2 separate regions of the Homo sapiens genome follow, and region 2 is linked to region 1. Evidence: chromatin loops called from intact Hi-C (ENCODE). Cell type or tissue: PC-9. All regions are shown on one strand. Each heading gives the region's core, and the rest is flanking DNA. Links, peaks and the distances in the headings are about the cores only. Region 1 overlaps ITGB8 (integrin subunit beta 8). Region 2 has its middle 23 kb from the start of GIRGL.

Region 1 (5,391 bases), core at 136-5,135:
TCCCCTCTGCTGAACAAGTGCCAGCCAGTCTGCTTTATGCACTCAGTGAGGTTTTCAGGCTGGGGCTTTCACGCGAAAACTCAGTTTCCCTGTGCATAGAAAGGAAATGAATTCTGAAAAGGGTACCAAAGTATTTAGGAGAGTCTCTGACTCCAAGGATGGAAAATAATCTTACTAGGGAGAATCTAACATTCTTATCTTTAGAGTGGGAAAATAGGATTACCTTAGCACTGATGATAAGAAAAGTAATGACATACTACTTGTATTAAAGAATTTTCTGGAGGTACTAGGGATTATTGCTGAGTCATCATTTAAGAACTAATAATAGTACTAATTAGCCAGGAGTTTTCAGTCATACTTTGGAATAATTTTCTTTTTTATGTTATTCTCTATTCCACCTAAGACAGTGTTTACAAGAAAAGGTTCTGTCATCAGAACTGGGTTCAAACTTGGTCTCTGTATTTACCACCTCTGTGACTTTAGGTGAGACTTAGCCTCCCTAAGCTGTAGTTTTCCATCTGTAAAATGGGCATAGCAGAACTTTCCTCATGGGAGCTTTATGAAGCTTCAGGTAGATCATTTATATAAAGTGCTTGGCATAGGGCCAACACAGTGTGATCATGTAATAGATACTTGATTTTTTAAATTTTCTCTAATTTTATTGTCCTGTATGTATAGATTTAATTTTCAAGTGCAGAGTCAAAAGATATTAAATATATTTTTGAATTTTGAAATGTGATTAAAGGAAAACCAAATCCTAAGTGACCTAAAATTCATATTGGGTTTTAATTTACCGGTGTTTGTTTTTTACTTAGCACTAAATCTCTTACAATATAGAGTGTTGCTTTGCTACTGTAATCAAGTTCACACCTGCAACGTGACTTTAAGTTTAAAAGATACAATGTAGAAAATGCATTCTTACTATCCTAGGGCATTTTTTTTAACCTCCTTAACCATGGCATTTGAAGTTTGGACATGAATAACAGTGCTTTTTTTTTTAAGTTGGAGAAAGGAAACCTATACCTGCCAAGAGTTGGAAATGAAAATAGGAAGAGCCCCTGGAACTCTAGTGTGTTAGATTGAAAACATTATTTAGAGGAACAGACTGGGAAACCAGTGAATATTTTGGCTTTTATAGAAAGGGAGTGTGCCTCATAAACAGGACAGTTGGAATGTATGGAAAATTTCCAGTGAAAACAAGAAACAAAGCACATGACTAATACTGCTTTTCCAAGTTAGACAAATGCAGCTTTAACCAGAATTTGCCACTGAGGGGCCTTGGGGGCCCTCCTTGAATCTGGATACTTTGATCCCTTTTTCAAGTTCTAAGTCTAATGTAGGAAAAGCTGTACAGATAGATGATATGGTTTTGACCCCCATCTTTCTTCCTGTTTCTGCCGTTCTTGAAAATTCCCAGCAGGTGAGTGTCAGAAGACAAATTGAAGTATTCAGCTAAATAAGCAACTGCAAAACTGAATTTATTCCTCTTCAAGAACTACTCTTCTTGTATGTTGAGTGACCATTTGGCTGCCAAGAGAAACTGCTTTGCCTAGGAAATAATATGGACTGAAAAATCAGTTTCAAACACAAATGAAAAATATTCCTTATGTTTGGTCATCTTCTTTCCACATCAAATATACATGTAAAGATGTATATAAGATATAATCTGAAGATAATCAAACAGCTATTAACTGGATTTCTGCATTTCGCCTATCCTTCAAAACCAGCCTCAAGTCTACCTTTATGTTGAGAGAGTGTATCTTTAACTCATGGTGTTCTCTTTCTCCTTTCACATTTCCTGTAAACTCATCATGAATTGCCTTGTTTATTGTTTTGATTTCTCATTCAACAACACCAGAATACTCTGTGTTTAGGGTAACCTTAGACTTCAGTTTTCCTGAGGAGTTTCAGTTTACACGTCTTGCACCGGTACAATTAACAGTGCCCCTTTCAGGTTAAAAAGTGTCTCAGTGTAGTTCATAAATTATATAGTCACCCCATGTGTGCAGCAATCAGAGCTTTTTCAATGCAAAGTTGATTATGATGGGCATAAATGAATCATAATAAAAAGTTCTAGTATGATCCCATCTGACTGGGCTTCTTGTGATGGCCCATTTCAACACCATGGGTGTCATTAGTGGCTTCACAATGGTTCTTCTTGTAAATTCCCTCATGACCTAGAGTTTTGATTTATGCCATCCTAGCCCACTTTAAGCTCTGACTCATGCTGGGATTGCCCTAAACAGGGCAGGGCAGACTAATGGAATGCATTGCATTGTCCTAACATTTCTTAACCTGCCCAAGGTTGAACATGCTTGTTTGTTTTTCTTTTGCTCTCCAAAAATCTTTATGCTAGCGTAAAGGCCTGTTGTAATCACATAAATTACTCACTATGTAACAGGAGAAGTTGAAATTTGTCCCTGAAACATAAAGATTATATATAATAAAAGCCTTAAAAACCTACCTATTGAGAACCAAAGATATTTAGTGCTGTTTCCTAACTGGCATTACAAGAAAATTCTGCTCAGTCAGGGGATACTCACCTTTCAAGGGACAAGGAACATGTAATGAATTTAAATTTGGTTTAGATCTGTGTAATAAGGAAAAGTAAGTGAATTTGGTGATCTTGTACCTGAGGATGGCGGCATTAAAAAAAGACTATTTTAACTTAATATCATTTCATTAACTTCTTTAAAAATAAGCTAGTTCAGCTGAACTACACAATATCAGAAGACCAAGTGTAAGAAAACGGTAATCGGCCGGGCGCGGTGGCTCACGCCTGTAATCCCAGCACTTTGGGAGGCCGAGGCGGGCGGATCACGAGGTCAGGAGATCGAGACCATCCTGGCTAACACGGTGAAACCCCGTCTCTACTAAAAATACAAAAATTAGCCAGGCGTGGTGGCGCGCGCCTGTAGTCCCAGCTACACGGGAGGCTGAGGCAGGAGAATGGCGTGAACCCGGGAGGCGAAGCTTGCAGTGAGCCGAGATCGCGCCACTGCACTCCAGCCTGGGCGACAGAGCGAGACTCCGTCTCAAAAAAAAAAAAAAAAAAAAAAAAAGAAAACGGTAATCTGTGTTTGTGGAAACATAGAGATGAATTCATCTAGTTATGTATCATTATGTAAACATAGTTACATTGCCTTTTGTGATAAATAGGTTTTGGAAATGAAGATTACTTAAGAATATATGTAGTCAAGACTTATAAAAACTCAGGAATTAAATTGTCAAATTAACCTCTACTTGGAATATTATTTATTAATTACACATTTACTGAGTGTATTCTAGTATATTGAGTGTATGTACAAGGCTCATATACTGGGTATATAAAGAAAATGTATTTAAGCACCTTTCCTCCCAGGAACTGGTAGTCTAGTATTCTTACTTTTCCAAGGAAAAACAAACAAACAAACATGAAGAAATATATCTCTTTAGTATGGATGATCTACTTCACATAAAGTAATTTTATGCTGGACATTTCTTTTAAAACTTTACATTTATTCTGTTAGAGTCTCTTATTTATCTTTCAAAACTCAGATGAAAATTCATCAGTTAGGAATTGTGTTTATCTGCAAGTAAGAGGGTCTTTGAAAACAGGACGAAGTAAGATTCGAGTAAGCTTTCCTTTCACATCAGACCCAGTTCTGAGAGTAAACGAGCAGATACAGGGACTCCTTGGTATTCTGAGAGGCCTGGGCTCCTTTTCTCCGGTTGTGTTTAGCCTCGGCTTCTATGAGACAAGTTCCCTCAAGTCTGAATATGGCTGCTGCAGGTCTGGACATTACAGCCATGTTCCAGGCAGAAAGAGGCAGGATGGGCATAAGGGGAATAAAAAGGAAAACAAGAAAACTTTTTTGAAAACTTTCACAGAAGCCCCATTCAGAAACTTCTGCTTCCATTTAAATCATCATCGTTAGTTATGCAATCATCATCATTACAAGAGAAGGTGGGAATTGTGGCATTTCAGTTCCTCTCAATGCCACCTTCAACAAATTTAGGATTCCGTTAGTTAAGAACAGGCAGGCAAACAGCAATCTGTGTGACAATACACTCTAATCATTTATCACCCTCTGGGGGAGATTATTGTATAGACATTGCTAGTGCCCCACCCATGCTCTTTTTATAGGGCTGGTGCACCCATCCCCAGCTGCTCTGCATTCTGGCCGTTTATGGCTCACAGTTGTCACTTTCTCAAAGGAATTGCCCTCCACCAAAAGGAGCCACATTGCTTAGAGATGCCTGGAACATCAACCCGCTCCAACCCCACTCCTCCCCGTACCAGGCTGCCTGCAGCCAGTGACTGTCTGATATGGGGTAGAAAACAGGCCCCAGGCTCCCAGGTGGGACAACTTTGTGTTGTCGTTTGGGCTCAAAGCTATGGGAGGGGTCAGGTTGAGGCCACACTCCCATTGCACCAACGTATATGCTTGCTGCCATGCCTCACTGCCTGTCCCAGTAAATCACTTGCTAACAATCTCTACTCTAGGGTCTTTCTCAGGGGAATTAAAACAATTGTTTTTTCTTGTAATGTCCTCATTCCCCCAGCTTCCTCCTGAGCTACTATGTAAGAATTGAACATTATTGTACTACCTCCTTCTCTTCCAAATACACGTTCAGACTATCAAACCTAATCACTGGACCAGCAAACAGAGAAGGCAAGATAGAGAGGAATCCAAACTGGTTTTCACTAAACATAAATACTATTGTAGGTTTTTCTAAGTGAAAGTAGAGGCAAAATTATTTAGAGAAAATAGTTTGCCCCATAAAGATACTTATTTTCATTTCCATGGTCTGAATGCTTGTTTGCTACAAGTTTGAAACAAATTAAACACTGTGCTGTAGGCAAAGGAGAGGAATGTGCCAGCCTAGGCTGGGCGACACTGCAAGAGAGTAGTATTTCCTGAAAGCGTAATTCAGGAGCCAACTACAAATATTTTGAATTTCATGAATATTGTTCAATTAATTCTATATGAGCACAGTTTAAATAAGCATTGGTGGTACTTAGTAACTAAAGTTTTTCCACAGATGTGTTATCATTATTTGAATGACATCTGCTTCTTTGTCTATTTCAACAAATAGATCCTTGCTCCCCCTGTTTTGAGGGATCATCTCAGACACTAACTTCCCGGTAATGTATCTTCTCTACTACTTCAGAACCTCCCTACTCAGATCCACCTTTTTCAGAGAGCTTTCTATGTTTCCTCCTTTTCTCTCACGCCCATTTACTTAATCCCTCGTAACATTTAACTGACTTTTGTTTTGTTTCCTGTACCTTATTTTCAAAGAAGTAGGCCTAAGCACCTACTCCTTCCCTTTATTTTTGTAGGGGCCTTTAGGAAACCTCAAATCAAAACTTGGAATAACTAGGTCATGGCAAGTGATTAGAATGCC
Region 2 (5,391 bases), core at 69-5,068, 110 kb before region 1:
CTGAAAAGGGAGGAGGGGTAGATCCCCAGGGAGGTAAGGAGAAAGGATGCTGAGGGGCAATGACTCTTACATGTGCTACTACAGGTAGAAATGAAGCCAGATTGCAGAGCGTTCTGGAGGGAATATCTGAAGCAGCACATGTAAGTCAGGCCATAACAGAAAGGAAAAATATAATTAGAGCAAGGAAACAGGGGCAAGGTATGATGATAGCCTTGCCAGATAGGGGAAACCTGTGCATGTGTGAATGTAGAGGAGAGATTCAAAGTTCAATGTGCGTGTAAGGCTTCTTTGTTAAAATGCAGATTTGGATTCAGCAAGTCTGGTGGCGGGGGCTTGAAATTCCACATGTCTAACAAGCTCCTAGGTGATGCTGCTGGTTCATGACCCTCCCCTTGAGAAGCAAGAATATAGAGAATTAGACAGCAGAGAAAGAATGAGATTGGAGACGTGCCCCCGCAAAAAGAAAAAAAAAGAGATGAAACTAATGATGCTTAGACAGTGCTCCTCTTTGGTCGCATGTGATAAGCCCCTTCCCCAGCAGAGAAGCACAGCCAACATTGAGGAATAACGCAGGGACATTCCAATGTTCTTTTAAGAATCCTAGAAGAATATTCTAAACAAGCTTTCGTCAAGCATGGGCATGGAACAGGAATCCTAAGCCCATTACCTTCTTGTCCTTCCCATGCTGACAGATCCCCTGAAGCGTTCATGTGACAGCTACGCCCACGCCCAGGCTACACGGCATAGAACTTGGATAAGCAGCTGGAAGTTGCTCTGCCATAACAGTCTTAGAGAGAACGTAACTTCCGTGTGTGTGTGTTGGATTAGTTCAACAGTCTAGCAGATAACCACAAAGTTTCAGTCACATTGTTAGTGGTTCCCTCATGACTTATTTTTTAATCAGTTGTATACATAATGAAACTGAGTGAATTAGGGCTTCACACGGTCTTCTTTCTATAAATCAGAAATCTGAAAACCATGTAAATTTGCCAAGTAATGAGGTGTCACCACCTTAGAGTAACAATACTAAAAAAGTACCTCATTAAAATGAGGAAGTAATCATTAGTAAAAATTTATTTCTGCAGTCCTTGACCTGAAACAAAAATTATGTCACATTTTCCATAGATATTGACATCAGCAATGACTTTTCTGAAACATTAAGTGGAGCACTGTCATGAATAACATTTTCAATAAAACTTTTTAATTGAAATTTCAAAATACTTTTAAAAACACATTCAACATCCCCAGTGCCTCAATTTACTGCTGGAAAATAGCATGTTTTTATAAGTATAGGTTGTGTATCCTAAAATTTTTTTCCTTACTATATTATCCTATAGAGTTATTAATTCTCTGGAAATAAAATTTGTCTCATGAGATCTCAAAAACCTGCTAAAATTTGAGTATTTTTTTTTCCTTTACCTCCTCATGGCTCTTCAGTACATTTTATTCTCATTCTACTGTTGTGGAAACAGAAAAGTATAACAGAAATCACAGGATTAGATCTCTGAAAACTTGATTCATTATTGGCTCTGCAAATGAGTTTTTTGTTCTTCTTAATCTATATTGAGTCACTAAACCCACCTCCTTCTATTCCTTCTACTTCTAATGGCAATCCTTCCATTTTCTTTGCCTGGGCTTTCTTGACTAGCTTTTTCTATGATTTTATTTTATTATTTAAAATGTTTTATTTTTAATTTTCGTGGGTACATGATATGTGTATATTTTGGGAGGTACATGAGATGTTTTGATATAGGCATGCAATGTATAACAATATCAGAGTTAAATGGGGTATCCATCCCCTCAGGCATTTATACTTTGTGTTACAAATATCCAATTATACTTTTTAAATTATTTTTAAATGTACAAATAAATTATTATTGACTAGAGTCACCCTGTTGTGCTATCAAATACTAGGCCTTATTCATTCTTTCTATTATTTTTGTAACCATTAACCATCTCCACCTCCCTCTCTCTCCCACTATCCTTCCCAGTCTCTGGTAACCATCCTTCCAGTCTGTTTTTCATTATTTTCTGCTTCTCATCTTTCCTTGTCACATTAGATACCACCTCCTCAGAGATATTTTCTTCATCTCTCTTTGCTAACGAGTTTATTTTCTGTTTCTTTCTTAGAATATCTAGTGCATAAACACAGGTACGTATTCTTTCTTGGTTTTGGTTGAAAGCCAGAGCCAGATATAGCATGCAATTTACTATCATAAAATGTGTTAAATGATTACAGGAAGGAAAAAAGAAATACTACAGAAGCGCTACTAAAGCAGACATTAGCTCTTTAATTTCTGTTCTGGCCCACTAAATCAGCACTTGCCATATTGGTTGAGTGAGTGAATATGTGATCACAGAAGTGTCTGCAAATGTGAGTAATTTCACCCAGCGTTAGCAGCCACAGGAGACAGAAGAAGCAGCAGGACCAGAAAGCCATGGCTAATTAAGCCCACGTATCCACCAACCACAAGTACCCTTTCGATTTGGTTGATACTTGTAAGGCTTTTCCCTGGTCTTTCCAAAACATGCCCTACAAATGCTTTACTAATTCTTATCTAAGAAACTCCTGCAGTGAAAAAATTATCTAATTTTCTCCAAAGTTTCTTTTTGTATCAACCTGTGCTTATGTTCAACAGCTTCTCTGTTATGCTCATGGGGATCACCCTCAAGAAGAGGAGACAGATATTTGGAAAAGCCATGGTCTTTTTACCACACTGAACTACTTTCCTTCGGATCATGGCCAATGACCAGCCTCCGACATTTCATCCTTCATACCTTGCAGCTCATTTTTTTCCACATTTCACTTCGAACCCAATCCACAGTTTGTCTCATACAGATGGCTTGTGTTTAAGAGTCGAGACCCTAAATCTAATTGCTAGGGTCCGTGCCTGACTCTCTTGATTACATACGTGACCTTGAGCAAGGTATTTCACCTCTTCAGGACTCCTACCCATAACATAAACATAATAACGTTTGAGTCATAGGGTTTTTGTCTTCATTAAATGCAATAATTTTATGTAAAGTACTTAGCCTACTGCCTGGAACATAGTAAGAGCCTGATATTACTGGTTATTACAGCTATTAGCACTGTTGACTTTATATTTGTTTTTTTAATTGTAGAGAGAAACCCTCAGATATTTCAAACAAGTAGGGGAGGAAAAAGAAAACACTTTCTTTTTGCCTCAAGGCCATTCAGGAGCTCTAAATGCCATTATTATTGTTTCCTGAGAGAAGAGGGTGAGAGGAAGCATAAGATTCTTCCTTCTTCTCTACAACACACTAGAATTCCCCAGGAGTGGAAAAACCTTTACAGTTGTACTGAGAATCCAGTGTGTTTTCTCCTTTGCTGTCTTTCTATTGTATTTTTTTTTTCTTTATCTACTGGCTTTTCAAAGAATTTTTCATCAACACTTAAATATGTTAACAATGTTAGATGACAATGTCATTGAAATACATTAGAGTGAAAATGACAACACTCATAATGAAAAGCAATGAATCTCTATTTAAAATGGCATTTTAACAATGCATCGAGAAAGCCATTATCATACCAATCTTACCAACACATTGTGTGTGTACGTGTCTGTGCACGCATGAGTGCAAATATACTGAATGAAGTCCAAAGTACTGCAGATAAAAGCATACTTTTTGTTCATACTTTCCTGCTGTGGTTTGAATTTGTTCCCACCAAAACTCATGTTGAAATGTGATCCCCAGTGTGGTTGGTGTTGGGAAGTGGGGCCTAGTGGGAGGTGTTTGGATCATGGAGGTGGGTCCCTCATGAAGGGCTTGGTGTTGTTCCTCAGCAGTAAATGACTTGAGAAACAACACCAAGCTGGTGTTGGGAGACTCAATATCTGAATACTGGATTATTTCTTGCAGGAATATTTCTGCATGAGTTGATTGTTAAACAGCCCGGACACCACTCAGGTTTTGCCTCTTCACATATGTCCACTTCCTCTTTGACGTTTTCTGCCATGTTTGACTCACCATGAAAAGCCCTTGCCAGATGCCAAGCAGGTGTCAGTGCCTTGCTTCTTGTACTTTTCAGCCTTCAGAACCATGAGCTAAATAGACCTCTTTCCTTTATAAATTACTCAGCCTCTGGTATTCTGTTATAGCAACACTAAATGGACAAAGACTCTCTCAAAATGTCTCAAACCCATCTTCATTTGAAAAAGTTATACAGCAGGACAATGCATTCATGAAGTAATTTCCAAAATATTCTATCTCCCTGCCCTGCTTTGAATACCTATTACTATATTATAGATTTGTCAACTTATTGATTGCCTGTATCCCTTACTAGAATTTAAGCCTTGTGAAGCAAGGAATTTGTCCATCTTGCTTTTAGCTATATCTCCAGCCCATAGTCAGTTCTTAATACATATTTGTGGAATGAATGAATTTCCCTTAAAACCTATGGAAATACTGAGGCAACACATATATATTTATATGCACAATGCAAACTAGAAAAATCACTAGCTGAATTCAGCATAAGCAACAGTGTAGTGTGGTATAAATATTAGCCTGGAAATCTGAGTTCCAGATTTGGTTCTGCCATCAAACATGAAGTTTAGGCAAAGACAATATGACTTTTATATATATCAAATGACATGGATGATATATCATGTGATATATGTACAAATATATACATACTTATATTTATATACATATTTAATATATATAATATATTATGTGTAATAATATATTTATACATATATGTACATAAATATATACATATTTATATTTATATATTATACATATAAGTATAAGGCAAGCCTATGCTTTGCTGGTCTTGACTTAGTTTACTAAAGAATAATACCTGCTTGCTGCCCATTATCAGATGCAGGTTGTTTGTTTTGGGGATGGGACAATGAGGGGATGGGAAGGAGATTAGTAGTAGGGGGAGATGGTCAGTATCTTTAAACAAATCTTTACACCCAACAAATTATTGGTGCTGAGCAGGGAAGAGGACAGGATAAGCACTAGGATAACTTTCTTATTCTATTACTACCTACAAAAAAATGAGTTTCCTCTTCTGATGATTCTCTGTTCTACAAAATAAAACTGATAAGAACTCAAAGCAGAATCTAATCGAAACTGTAGAGCATAATAAAGCTGTTTATAGTACAGGTATTTCAAAATCTCAGTTATTAATTTGTAATTTAAAGGGTTGTGAATTTAGGATTTTTTTTTTTTTTGAGACGGAGTCTTGCTCTGTCGCCCAGTCTGGAGTGCGGTGGCGCAATCTCGGCTCACTGCAAGCTCCGCCTCCTGGGTTCAAGCCATTCTCCTGCCTCAGCCTCCCAAGTAGCTGGGACTACAGGTGCTCACAATGCCCGGCTAATTTTTTTATATTTTTAATAGAGACGGGGTTTCACCGTATTAACC

Evidence for each region. A loop is a pair of places that touch in the nucleus more often than their neighbours do. Peaks named below come from ENCODE experiments on the same cell type or tissue, not always from the same donor. Only the 100,000 strongest peaks of a DNase experiment are listed, where the experiment ranks them.
Region 2: it touches region 1 in a loop (6-fold over the local background); 1 of 110 quality-filtered maps calls a loop at or near these places.

What each region holds. Positions count from the first base shown.
Region 1 is chr7:20,350,895-20,356,285 of GRCh38, forward strand. The region is part of intron 1 of ITGB8 (integrin subunit beta 8); the gene reads left to right. Among named protein-coding and RNA genes, the nearest start is that of ITGB8-AS1, 22 kb to the left of the region's middle. In PC-9, for the core only: no CTCF peak of the experiment used is centred there; DNase peaks (open chromatin) are centred at 1,157 and 2,237; H3K4me3 peaks cover 2,079 bases; H3K27ac peaks cover 3,656 bases.
Region 2 is chr7:20,238,075-20,243,465 of GRCh38, forward strand. No RefSeq gene overlaps it. Among named protein-coding and RNA genes, the nearest start is that of GIRGL, 23 kb to the left of the region's middle. RefSeq lists an enhancer at 4,014-4,103. In PC-9, for the core only: no CTCF peak of the experiment used is centred there; no DNase peak of the experiment used is centred there.